Linked DNA regions of Mus musculus: regions 2 and 3 are each linked to region 1. Evidence: chromatin contacts called from ENCODE Hi-C or POLR2A ChIA-PET data. All regions are on one chromosome and are shown on one strand. The core of a region is the stretch at or near the end of the contact, and the rest is flanking DNA. Distances in the headings are between cores, read along the strand shown.

What was found. A loop is a pair of places that touch in the nucleus more often than their neighbours do. ChIA-PET counts read pairs that join two places held with the same protein, here RNA polymerase II (POLR2A).
Region 2: a loop to region 1 is called in a map of CH12.LX, with 2.0 times the contacts of the local background. The contact joins the promoter of Rfx5 here to the promoter of Zfp687 in region 1. A Hi-C loop is called at or near these places in 2 of 37 maps with a recorded cell type or tissue (CH12.LX and mature B cell). POLR2A ChIA-PET finds 5 or more read pairs at or near these places in 4 of 5 experiments (Patski and embryonic stem cell).
Region 3: a loop to region 1 is called in a map of heart, with 2.3 times the contacts of the local background. The contact joins the promoter of Pi4kb here to the promoter of Zfp687 in region 1. A Hi-C loop is called at or near these places in 1 of 37 maps with a recorded cell type or tissue (heart). POLR2A ChIA-PET finds 5 or more read pairs at or near these places in 4 of 5 experiments (Patski and embryonic stem cell).

Annotation. Positions count from the first base shown.
Region 1 is chr3:95,013,186-95,017,565 of GRCm38, reverse strand. Zfp687 (zinc finger protein 687) reads left to right here and starts at 2,109. Exons shown (of 9, transcript NM_001357863.1): 1 at 2,109-2,246. It overlaps 4930481B07Rik (a long non-coding RNA gene), which reads right to left and starts at 2,037. Exons shown (of 2, transcript XR_003954670.1): 1 at 1,289-2,037; 2 at 1-925.
Region 2 is chr3:94,952,170-94,956,549 of GRCm38, reverse strand. It overlaps Rfx5 (regulatory factor X, 5 (influences HLA class II expression)), which reads right to left and starts at 2,442. Exons shown (of 10, transcript NM_017395.3): 1 at 2,299-2,442; 2 at 1,404-1,535; 3 at 1,165-1,198; 4 at 722-804; 5 at 159-278; 6 at 1-63. The coding sequence starts at 1,516.
Region 3 is chr3:94,972,654-94,977,033 of GRCm38, reverse strand. It overlaps Pi4kb (phosphatidylinositol 4-kinase beta), which reads right to left and starts at 2,303. Exons shown (of 11, transcript NM_175356.3): 1 at 1,949-2,303. It overlaps B230398E01Rik (a long non-coding RNA gene), which reads left to right. Exons shown (of 4, transcript XR_003954666.1): 2 at 1-1,685.

The DNA of each region.
Region 1 (4,380 bases), core at 860-3,359:
TCCTCTAGAGTTGTAAGGATTAATGAGAACATAAAGCTCTAATCACAATACATGTATATGAATAGTAATTATTAAACCTATAGAAAGACCCAGAGGAAAATATGGGAATGGAATATATTCAGTAGGGTTTTTTCTCCCTTGTTGGACTCAAGAGTTTCATGTATTCCGGGTGGAAATCAGACTCCCTATGGAGCCAAAAGTAGCTTTGAACTTGGTACTCCTGCCGCCACCTTCCAAGTGCTGGGATTATGAGCATAAAACCCGAACCCAAGTTTGTAAAATATAATCTACCAACGGAGCCACAGCCTCAGCTCTCCAGTAAAGAACTCTCGTTATTCAGAAAGAGTTCTGTGAGCTGCAGCACCTCTGAGAAATATGGCAGATGAGGCAAAGGTAGGGGCTGCATTTATCCCGTTGTTTGCTATCGCTATATAAATAGCACTCTGCCTTCTAAGCTTTTCATGCTCACAAAAATAATCTTGGCAGGTGGATATTATAGTTACCATTTTATTCATGAGACAATAGGTTTAGGGAGGTAGAACGATTTGTCTGATGTCATCATGTGGAATGTAGTGGTTCCAAGATTCCTCCCATACATAAGCCTGAATTTTTTGGATCCACTGCTATGGGAGTCCAAGGGGAGGTAACAGAGCCTTCTTTTAAAAGCTTTACCCAAACCTGGGCCTGATGGCGCAACAGTGTAGCCCTAGTTACTAGGCAGGCAGGACAACTTAGTGGAAACCCTGTCCCAAAAAGTGATAGGGTATAGAGTAGCTTCAGTGTTACGAGTGCACCTGCCAAGCGTGTGCGACTCCCAACGTCCAATAATCAGTATCGCCAAAACAAAACAAAAACACTCGCCAAGCTGCTATGTCGGTGGGCTGCTTGCTTGGACTGGGTGAAGCACTAGGTTCCACTCCGAACACTGCAAAAAGTGAAAATAAAACAGAAATTTAAAAACCCTTGTCATTTGAAACGGCTGCGGTCGCGGTGGGCGGCGGCGGCGCGGGGCCAGGGTAGAGAGCGCGCCAGGTGGCACACTGGGCCTGCAGATGGATCCAGCAAAAACCTGAGCCAGCGCAGGTGGGTGAGTGTCAAGGCAATTCGTCTCCCTGGCGACTCCGCCCCTTTTCCCACCTCCAAGGGGCGGGGCAGCAAAGCGCGGGAAAGCTCAACGGGAACAGTAATGCCAGCTCCCGTCAGGGGCGGAGAAAAGGGAGCTCTCTTAAATGGGAAATAGATCTGGGCTCCCTCCTTCTCTCGCGTAAGAAGCCTATCAGCATACTACCTTAAGCTCTCCTTGGTTGTGGCCCAGGCCACGCCAGCACTTCCCAACGTCACCTCCCCCACTTCCGGTCGCAGCGTGTCCCAGGTCTCAGGTCTCGGTGGTTCCGGTTTCTTTTACACTCGGAATCCCAAAGTCTGTCCAGCTCTCCCGCAGAGGGAGGGGCCGTGCGTGGTGCGTACGCCCAGAGGCAGGCGGACGCCAGAACCGCATCCATCCGGATTATAAAGCAGTTTAGACTGCGAGGAACCCCAGGCAATGGTCACCCCGATGACGTAATGTTTGGGGGTGGCACCTCATTTTGTGACCCCCAGCACCGCATCCGTTCGAGCGCGGCTTAGCCTGAGGAAACGGCACGAACACTTAAAACACCCAGGTTCCACACGGAGCCGACGAGGTTCCCCTAGACGCGCCGCCATACAGCTAGAGTTCCTAAGTTTGTAGATGTGAGGCACAGTGTCCAGCTTCGAGCGACCAATGGAGAGAGGATGGCTACGCTTCTGAGCTAGCTAGTCACCCCTCGCAACCCAAAGCGAAGACTAAGGCTGGCTTCTTGCTAAGCGACAGCGGCGGCGGCCAATGGCTTTCGGGCTGCTCAGACAGGGCAGGTGGACTCCGGAGCAGCCAATGGGGAGAACCTTCTCCACAGGGCCCAGGCCCTTTGTCCAATAGTGATGAGAAGACTATGAGGGGCCAGTTCCGAGCGGGGTATGGAGGGCCAATCCCATACGGGACTGGGTGGGGCTCACAGTTGAATGACAGGTCCATTAGCCAATGGCGAGTATGAAAGCGGGCAGCCCGGACTAGGAGCACGGAGGGAGCTGAGGGAGAGGGGAGGCCGAAGCGGAGAGAAGCAGGAAGTAGCGGCGGCCGCGGGGAGGGCGGCGGCGGCGGTAGCGGCGGTGGCGGCTGGAACCGGGAGGAGGCCGTAGGGTCTCAGCCCGCACCAGGATCGGAACAAGTAAGCACGCTCGCGGCAAATACCCGCCCCTGGCTCCGCCCCCCGGGGGGGCGGGTAAATACCCCTGCCCCTCCCCCACTTGGTCAACTACCCCCTTCTCCGTGCCGCCGCCCCCTGGGGCGGCTGCTGGCCTGGCCGGGTCGCCGCCTTCTTCTTCGAGGACCACCGGTGGGAACTCCAGTTTGCTGGAAGCACGGCCCCCTAGCCTGGTAACGTGGGAGGGGGTTCCTGGACCCCTAAGTCCTGGCGCTCTTAGACTGAGAGGCAGTCAGAGTGCGGCCGGGGGACTCGAGGCTGCGGGATGTCGCGACCTAAAATGGTGTCCGTGCCGGGCGGTGGGGGCGGGGGAATTGGGCCCAGCAGGAGAGGAGCCTGCATCCCGACCGGGTGCTGGTCAGCGTCCGGACCCAGGCAGGACTCAGGCTAGCGCCTCGATCCTGGCGAGCTCCTTGCAGTCACTCGGGTCTGGGGAGAGCCTCTGGGGGTCAGAGACAGGGCAAGCTGCCCGGCGCGCAGAGATGAAGGGGACCAGGTTCGAGTCTGGACTGACCTGGCTGCAGAGCTTAGAATCACGCAGGGACCGCCCCCTCTTGTGTCTCCACTCCCCTCGCGCCACTCCCCACTGCCGGGGAGTCCTGGCCCCCAATGTGCAGCGCCGCAGATCCTAAGGGCCTGGCCTCACCGAGGCCCTCCCTTGAGTTCTTAGCCGGTGAAAGTGAAAGAAGCACCACTCGCCTCAGTTTACCCTTTAGTTTTTAAATGTACTTCTTGTCCCCTACCCGAAACCCCGGACTTACTTTCCGCGCCAGTCCCTGGCAGATGGCAGGGACTTAAATGCCGCCCGCTGCCCAGCTTGGCCGCAACCTAATCGCCCCTGGCCGTGCTCTGGCCCCTTCCTTTTGCTCTGCGCTGTAGGCCTTGGGCAAAGGGCAATGGAGCCCCCACCCTACCGGTGTCTGTTCACCCTTTTCTTGTTAAGCCCCCTTTGCTTTTGAAGAACAGAGGGGGAAAGTAGGTAGGGAGATGGCAGCTCCACAGGCCTGGCGGCTGAGTGGAGGATCTTCATTGGCCTTAAGCCTCTGTGTTTGGCCCACTGTCTGCTCCAGGTGGCTATCGGATGACCTCCAAGTCACTTGCACGCCAGAGGGAGGTGGTTGGGAGAGGTAGGTTCGCAGGTGTTTTCTTAGTCCCCATTGGTTTGTACTCCACCGACCCACCCTGCTGGGAGCTTGAGTGGGAAGGTAGCCCAGGCTTCCCGACCCGGGAGAGCTGAATTGAAGAGGGACCTAGCGATTCATCTGGGTTAAAACTAAGGGCTTTGTTCAAACCCAGAATGTGCAGAATTAAATAGAGGGGTAATGTACAAGGAGGACTACCCTTTCTTCCTCTAGTTGGTACCCTTGTCCCCCACCCCCACCTTGGTCCGGGCAATGCCAGCCGCCACCTGCTGGGACTATCTCCAGTTACAGTCTGAAGGCTGGAAAGAGGTGAGAGAATTGGCCCTGGGAAATGGCTTGCATCCTGGGCAGGGAATGTATAAAGGGGAGCGAATTTGTCCCTATGTTGAGTCTTCCTAGATACAGAATTACTTATGGTTAAGAACAGATAGAGGATAGAGTTTGGGTCTCCTACAGTCTCTGAGCTGGCCTCCTTGTTGCTTTAGTGACACATAAGTCTTTTGGGAATACCCCTCCCCAATCCTCCCTGGGCCAGATTAAGGTTGGGGGAGACTTCTAGGCTACTGTTACCCAAGAAGGTGGAGTTTGAGTTGGAGGGTAGACTGTGTGAGGAGCTTAGAGCAGAAATGTCAGTGGAAAGGAGGAGCTTTCTCCCAGTGTGGAAGCTATGTTGGACCAGCTTGTGCCCTGGAGTCTTAACCCTGAGAGAGCAAGGTGGAGGAGGGAGGACACTCTGGGGAAGGTGAGCAAGCCGCAGGTGTTTGTGACAGGAGAGGACTCAGCCAGGGCCCTTGTGACTATGCCCCCCTCCACCTCTTTCTGTGTCTTAATTCTTTCTACCTTGAATGTTTCTCCTTGCTCACCGTGCTAGGGCTTTGGGTGCCAGGCTCCAGATCTTTCACATATGGCTTTAGCTGACCTCTGACTCTTAGCTCTGGCCCTAGCCCTAGGTGGCC
Region 2 (4,380 bases), core at 1,193-3,692, 61 kb after region 1:
ATGATTTTACCGAAGTTGGCTGTGCTGAGCGGGCGGCAACAGGCGAGGCTCTCGCAGTACTTTCTGAGTGAGCAGAAGGGAGAGTGACAAGGTATTCAGAGAGGGCAACTGGTGGATTCAAGGGGCACACTCCAGCAAGGTGTGCCTTCTGTACGCACCGATAGGCATCATAGACGCTCTGCTTTGGCAGGCAGGTATCCATGTGCTCTTCCAGGTGGTTGCGGATCCACCTATAGGCATACATATACTCCTCATTGCTGAGCAGACTTGGCTCTGAGCTGTAAGACAAGCCAAAGGGGCAAGCATGGCTTTGATGGTGCCAGATCGAATCAGTTTGTCCCAGATCCACCTTTCCCTGATAAATCGAGCCAAAGGCCTCACTTCTTGATAAAGGTTCTGAGCTATGCATCTCCTACTTCTTCTTTATAACTTTTTTAAAAAGATTCTCATTTGTTATGAGTGTTGTGCCTGCATATGTGCATGTGCACGACACGGAGGTCAGAGAGTGGTGTCGGATTTCCAGAAACTGAGAGTTATGGATGGTTGTGAGCCACCATGTGGGTACTGGGAACACAACCCGGGTCCTCTGCCAAGGGCAGCCAGTGTGCTTAACCCCTGAGCCATCCCTCCAGCCTCCTCGTCCTCATCTCCTACTTTTTGACTCAATACAGTGAGACTCAAAATCAGAACCTGTGACATATAAACACTACCACCAAAGTACCTCTTCTCGCCAACGCTGGGCCCCGATGGGAGCTGAAGGTAGAGGTACAGCTTGTCGTTGTCCGAGAATTTCTGTACTTCTTGCTGAGGCAGAAGGGAACAGAGGTGGAGAAATGAAGCCACGGGTCCAGTGAATGATCTTCTGAGCTCGACCATACCAGCTGACTCGATGTCAGGTTGTCAGAATGAAAGGGGACCTAAGAAATGACTTGAGGTTGGGTGCTCACTGTGCTGGCAACCTTATGGGCTTGTCATGGAGAGAACGGGAGAAAGGGCAAGGGGCTGGGTCTGATTTCATCTCCTACATAGGTCACAGAAGGATAAAGTATGATCCTCACACGTGGACAGCACCGCCTCTCCCCCATGAACCTTTATTCTCTCACATCAACATCACCCTTACCCTTCAGCGATGGCACCTGTATTGTCCCTTCCCAGCATGCTTACCAGAATTCCCTCTACTTTGTTCTGCACGGCCTTGCTGTGGAGAAGAAGAGAAAGCTGGAGGTCACAAGGTTTCCCCATCCCTTTGTCTGACTGCTAGAGACAGAAAAAGGACCAAACAGCTACGGACCACAGACCTCAGCCTGCCTGCTCTGAAACACTTGCCTGAGGAAGGAGTGCAGGGCAACAAGGATCTACAGCTGGGTCTGGAACAGGGTTTGGAGACAGAGACAATTACTTACGAAATGGTACCTCGGAGCCTTTGGAGGAGGGTGGTAGGTTCTCCAGCGTCAGCACCACCTTGGGGCCTTGCCCCAGTCTTGGGGCTCTTAGCATCAGGTTTATCTTCTGCCATCCCAGCATGAGGGCTACAGCTGAGAGAGGAGATCGCTGAGGATTTAACTACTACCAAGCTTCCTTTCTCCTAGAGACCCCAAGGCAGTCCTCCTGTCTCTACCCAGAAATACAAACAGAAGCAAAGCTTCCTCCAGTGGTTTTCCACACCACTTGCCTTCTCTAAAATTAGAATTATTCTGTTACTTTATCAGGCCCTTGTATACCCAAAGAGATCTCTGACATCTCCATTCTATATGTCCCACCTTTTGAAGTCTCCCAAATCTGGAAAACTGTTATGGGAAGGGATAGGGGTGGAGAAGTCCACGTTAAAAGAAATCTTACAATTTCTCCCAGTGCTGCAACACCTCCAGCCCCCCCCCCCCCAAGCCCCTCCAGCCGCCCCCCCTCAACACCTATAACGACAAGTCAAAGTTCTCCGATCCTCTAATAGACTCCTCGCCATTGATTTTGCCTGGAAGGTCGGAAGGGATACAAACATACTCGGCCTTTCCAGGTTTGAAAAAAACTGGGCCCAAGTTCTCATTACTGAGTCTCGCCACGGCTTCCCCCGCTGCCCCCCTCGCCGCGGCGCGGACCCTACGTCATCCCACGACATCCCACTCCGAAGCGTCCCCACTCCCCTCGGGCCCCTCCACCCCAACCCCAGGTGCTGGGCTAGGTCTCCGAACTCAGGGGGCTGGGCGCAGGAAACCCTGCGGGGAACAGGGTCCCAGATTCGGGCACGTGCGCAGGGGCAAGGAGCTGGTCCTGCTAGCTCCGGAGTGCTGTTGCCCCTCCTACCTCGGAACCGTCGCCTTCCAGCACGGACATTAGATAGGTGAGAGAGAAAGAGAAACTACCCTGTGGCTACCTCAGCTCCTGCCCAGCCCCACGGTGCCCAGCCGGCGGGCTCGTGCGTTGCTTTTATTTTTCCTTTTTCTGAATGGTTATGCCAGCCGCGATCTGCCTGGATACACGCACGGCCTGCTCTGTGATTGGCCGTTGCTGCCTCCAAGACGAAGGCAGTGAAAGTCTGCCTGGTAACAGAATATGATTGGTCGAGAGGGGAGGGAAAATCCAAAGTTAGTCTTATTTGAGTCAAGAGGGGGAAGTCCAGGTTGGTTTCGGTTAAAACTGGGGTCGGTTAGGTCTGCGGGCCCGGAAAGGGTTCTGTTCTTAAAGGGACCGCAGGATGAAAGCCCGGGCGCTTGGCTGCTTCTGGAGCATCTGGTCTTTTGCTTTCTGATCCTGTGCGTTGTAAAATCAGCGAGAAGAGGATAAGGGATCGACCGCGGGCTTTACTTGGGAAGATTTACGTAGATGCCGTCTAGGATCCAAGAACCACAGACAGGAGTTACAGGGTAGGAAAGTGATTGGCTAGTTGTAGCTGGGGAATAAGATGAGTTAAAAATGTAAGAAGGTTTGATTAAAAAAAAGCCAAACAACTCTATTACTGGGGCGTCGATAAGGACGTGGAAAGCACGAATCTATAAAAGCAAGTTACTTTGGTTGTGAGAACCAAATTTCTTAGGTTTCAGGAACTCTGTTTAAACAAAATTGGGGAGCTTTACAAAATGGAATGGCCACAGATAGCTACCATGTTTGATTGTTGCCTTTGGTTGTCAGAGCTGTCCGAAATAATCAGTAGGTGATATTTTTAAATTTTTGCTAGAAAATGATGTCTACTGATGGAAATTCGTTATAAAGTCCTGTAACTTTAATAAAATAAAATAACACAAGTTGAACCATTCGTCCTTCCCTCTTTGCTTACCCATCCCTGTGGCCAACAGCCTCTAGGATTGCAGGCTTCCCCTCATTCCACAAAGAATCTGCAAATCCTTAGCAGCTGTACCACATTAAGAGAAAATGTTTTTTTCTCTGTTGTTAGCCGTGGTATCGCCATTTTATAAAGTGCCTCCGTTCTAGTTAAGCCAAAGCTAATGCCAACTCATTTTCCAGATTTCTCCTCACCCTACCCCTCCTACCTGGGTAAACCACAGGAGATGTTTATTGGTTGCCTGACCCTGTCTGTCTCGCTACCCATAGCAACTGCTGACACAAAAGGAAATGGTATGGTCCTTCCACTTTAGACACTTGGCCCCACCCCCTCTGCAGGTATGCTCTAGAATAAAGCCTGTCTGTTGAGCCTCTAGTCCTCCTCTGTATTTTCTCCTTGCCCACCTTTGCCTATTCATGTTTCCGTTTCCTGGGTGTACTTCATCTCCTTCCTAGGGGGCACACTCCTGGAGTTCCCTGCTTGGTGGTGAACACTGGAATTTTGGTCAAGTAGAGGAAAAAAGAATTTAGTACTGTGATAACTTTTCCCTTCAGGTGCTTAACCCTCTTTGTTAAGATTTGTTGAAATCGTGATGAAAAATGCACGGGCAAGCTTTTGTACCTCTCTCAAGTGTTCGTGGTCCCCGGGTCAACAGTCTTGTCACAGCAGAGATGTGACACCCAAGTCATATTTCCAGTTCTGACTGGTGTGCTTCTGTAAAGGAGGGGGGAAGATGGAGGTGCTCGTGGTCTGTCCCCACACCCGGACTGAGACCCCCATTTCCCCTACCGTGAGAAGTGGACATGAATCTTTCCTTTGGAAGAGGTAATGAGTTCAAACAAGTTCTCTTTAAAGGAATCTGTAAAGAAAGATGCCATTGGACAGACCCCCTCCAGTCAGTCTTTTCCTAGAGATAATCTGCTCAAGGTTGCTCTCTGAGTTGAAGTCATTTCCTGTGCTAAAAGTCACACTTTGCTAATACTGTGCTGCTTGAGGGTACCCAACCAAGACCTGAGGCAGCCTCCTGACCACGCAGAACGAGGCACAGGACCTCTAGGTTGGCAGGCCTGGGCTGTATAAGGAAGGGACCCAAAGTTGGGTAGGGG
Region 3 (4,380 bases), core at 1,054-3,553, 41 kb after region 1:
AGAGATGTGGAAGACAATTTTTTTTTTTGGTTTTTCGAGACAGGGTTTCTCTGTATAGTCCTGGCTGTCTTGGAACTCACTCTATAGACCAGGTTGGCCTCAAACTCAGAAATCTGCCTGCCTCTGCCTCCCAAGTGCTGGGATTAAAGGTATGCGCCACCACCGCCCGGCTACCAAGGTTCTTTTACAAAGGCCTTTCTACAAACACACTTTCTGACCACAGAATCTGGAGTTATGAATCAGGTACAGAAAAAAAAAGGCACAGATGGTCAACGACTTAATGTAGTGGAAGAAAGAGTTGAGAAGCAGCAGGCCAAGCAAGAGCTTGTATTTCAAACTGACTTTATACTCATAGTCAGAGATCAGAGAGATCAAAATATCAAAATAAAAGAGAATTCTCAAGATGGCAAAGCCACTAGCAATAAATACCTCTCATCTGACACCTGTAGTGTTTTATAAGTTAAAAAAGTACAATTCTTCCCCCAACAGACATCCTGTTATTAGCCTATTACAGTACTGGTGCTTGCAGAATGGGCCATTTTCTCAAAAGACCATTCTAGAGTTCAAGTGAGGAAGTTACAAGCTGAACCAAGGGGCCCTGACTCTGAGTATACATCTCTTTACACTGTCTTATGTTCCTTTTCCCAATCAGCCCCAACCCCAGACACACACACACAAACACAACTTCACCTTAGGTCCAAATGCTTATGAAACTAACCAACAGTAGTCCACTAAGCTTCAGTCAGGAAAATAATGGTTCCTCTTAGGTCTAGACAGGAGTAGGAGATTCTGTGATCTAACAGAAATCCTAAAGTAATCTAAAGCAAAATTTCTCACAACTTCATTCAGTTTCCATGCTCAGTTTCTGAGCATCTTTCCTAGTGGTTGCTCTTAAACACTCAACAAAATGTAATCTGATTGATAGACTTCTTTAAAAGTTGCTTCATCCTTCAGAAACACACATCTGTCCAGAAAAGCTTGAGACAACTGTGGCTCCCCATCCTCTCACATCTTCTTAGTTCAAGCTTTAGCTGATCTGAAATCATATGTGGAGATAAAAGGCATGATAGAGAACACTTAAAGACCACAGGGAAAACAGAGCCGAGGGAGACAAACATCAGCCGAATCCTGGAGAGAATGTCAAAAGTTGGAAATCCCTGGAGAGAATGTCAAAAGTTGGAAATCACTATCTGTAGGGGTGTTCACGGCAGAGCTTTCTCCTACGGGAAGCCCTCCAGAGGGCTGGAGATTGAGAAAGGGGAAAGAGAAGCCAAAGACAGCTTCAGGTATCATCAGGCACCCTAGAGAGGGGTTGAGGACTAAGGTCAAAGTGGATGGTATCTGGGTATGATGACAGTAGTCTGAGATCCTTTAAGGAGAAGGGAATAGGCAATTCTTGGAAGTCAGGAGCTGGGGGAGTGGGTCATGGTGAGGTCATGGAATTGGAAGCAGAAGAGAGGGATACAATCTGTAGCTGAGGGAAATGAGAACTCTGTGCTGAGATTGCACAGACTCGGAAGAGTGGGGCAAAATAGGAAAAGGGATAAAGGCGGAGTCCATGGAAGAGGCTTGTGAGCAGAAACACAAACGGCGAGGAAGGCAAACATGGATGATATTGTAGAAGGGGTCAAATGTGGAAAAGGTTCACGACTTAGGAAGATAGTTACGGAACAGAGGCAACAGAGGTACGAAGTGTGTGTCCTGCTGGTGGGGAGGTGGAATCCACGGGGCAGAGGGAGGGGCTAAACTGAAGAGGAAGCCAGAAAGCAGAGAAGACTACCCCGGGCCCGAGAGGAAAGGGTGAAGGACCTCGGGGTGCAGCTGCCACCAGGGGGGCAGTTTTGTAGTCGAACCCAGGTCGCGGTAGGCTGGGCGGGACAGGGTGGCAGAAGGACCCCCCCACACACACACACAGGCAAAGGCGACTCACGGGGGAGGAGCCGCTTACCTCCGGGGAACCCTCGCGGAGGGGGTGCAGGCGGTCGGGGTCGGACTGCCGACACCGCCGCCTCAGCAGCAGCGGCCGCTCCCGGGTTCCATTGGCCGCCTGCGCTTCCCTGACAGCGGCCGCGGCGGCTGCTCCAGGCCCCGGCTGCGGGGCTGCCCGCGGCGCCGCCTGAAGGGGCCTTCACGCAACTTCAAGTTGGACCGGACCCCACTAGCAGGACACAAAATAACAATTCCTTGGCGGGTTCCGATGTAAGAGTCCCCTGGGCCCGAGCCTTTCTTCCGGGAGATTGCTTTCCTGCTTCCCGGTGTCAGGACACTACTGATGCCATCGTAATCTGAGTCGAGTGAGCTGCCCGACTCACGCCTGTTCAGAAAGGAAAAGGGGGCGGGGAAGAGCTTTTGGAAGCTAGGGAGGGGGGGCAGGGAGGAGGGGCTTACGGGGGAAGGCGGGCCCTGTGTTTGAGGGCGGGCCTAAGAGACAGGCTTTACTAAGGAAGCCGAGAGGGAAGTAGCGTGGGTAAGATCAGTGGAGGGACGTGGAGGTACCGATATTTTATGTACTTCCAAAAGTGTATGAACATGCAAATTATATATAAACTATTCATTTGCGTAAACCACTGAGTTACCGTAACTGCCACCAGTGGCTTTTTTCTCCCTCTCCTATCCTACGGGATTTCTTTCGTAAGTCAGCCGGTAGGACCCATGCAGGAGGGCCAGAAAACAGACAAGAAAGAGAAGGGACGAAAAAAGGAGTACAATCACCTTCATTTCCCTCTTCCTACTCATCTTTAAGGATGATGCCATGAGTTTGCCCCTATAGCTTCAGGAATGGCCCAGTCCAACCGCCTCAATCTTTCACTGTTTCGCACCATCACTCTGGGACAAGGTGCTGCTTCCAAGGTCACCCCAGCTGCCAAAGCCTTAACAGAGGCTGGACAAGCCAGCTTAGGAAAAGTGAGTGAAATGACAAAAGTTTGGCTTATTCCTTTTCCGAAGGCTACAAAATCATGTGAGACAGGCCTCATAGACCCCTCCCCCCCCCCCCACAATCACTGTCCCAACGCTTTTCCTGGGACTTTTCTTAGTATCTTAGGCCCCTTGTAAGGGTAGGTTTGTTTGACAGGGTTTCTCTGTGTAGCCCTGGCTGTCCTGGAACTCACTGTGTAGACCAGGCTGGCCTTGAACTTAGAAATCTGTCGACCTCTGCTTCCCAAGTGCTACGCCTAAAGACGTGTGCCACCACTGCAGGCGGGTAGGTTCTTAATATTCTACGGGTTGAGCCTAGCTCTTGGGTGACATCTTCATTGCACTTATAAGCTGATTTGAGATCTTTGTTTCCTTTTTTTTTCTTTCCCTTTCTTCTCTAGCTTCCTTCCTATCCTCTTTCCCTTTTTAGAGACAGTCTATTTTTCCCAGGCTGCTTGTGATATTCCTTGGCTCAAGCCACTGGCCTGTGGAACATGTGGGAATATATCCACATGCCCCCAAGCTGGACTAACCCTCAACTTCTGTATAATAATATTGACAATATTATTATAGCACTACATTAACAACAGTAGTATCTGATGTAATAACATTTTCTAAGGTTTGGGGGAGGGGATCAAGAAAGTATGGGTTATAGTACTACATGTCTGTTATTGAAACAGACAAATGGTGAGTGAACCATGCCCCTGCTTCCGTATTTAACTGGGAGGCAGATAAAAAGCTAAAGCTGAAGACAAAGGGCTGAGAATTTGGCTCAGTGGTTTAGTACTGTTGCTCTTGCAGAGGACCCCGGTTCACTCCCAGGGGGTCCAATGCCATCTTCTGACCTCTGTGGGTACTGGATACATACATACACGACAGAAAAACATTCATAGAGGTAAGATTGAGATTTTACTTTTTAAATTTATTTTGAAGCTACAGCTTGAAATGCCTGCATAAAATCTGCAGCAGGCACAGAAGTAGAACAAATGGAGTTCTTGTTTGCTGGAGGCAAGGGGCAGACCCTTGTTAAATCTGCACAGAAGGCCTGGCTGCATAGTATATGGTGGACAGTGGAAGACTTTTTGTGAATATTGCAAGGCAGAACCTAGTATACAGTGGGATAAAAGGGAAAGAACATTCTGAGAGGGAAGAAGACAATGTGTGCTGAATAATAGAAATGGGAATCTTTTCCGATCATCAGGACAGGGCAAACAGATAAACTAGGCTGGGGGTGAGGGGCAGTGATGGAAGATAAGCAAAGAAGAGCGACAGGGTGCCAAAGAGAGTTTCACTCTGTCCCTGTGGGTCTCGGCTAGGTGATCCCCATTCCACTTGATAGGACCCACAGTTCTTGGCTAGCTTCCAACCAGCTGTATCAAGAGGTGGTGACCTTGTGGTAGCCTAGAGTTTAAAATGTTACAGGTTCCTCCAAGACCTGGGATTCCATGGTGCTGCAAAAGTAGG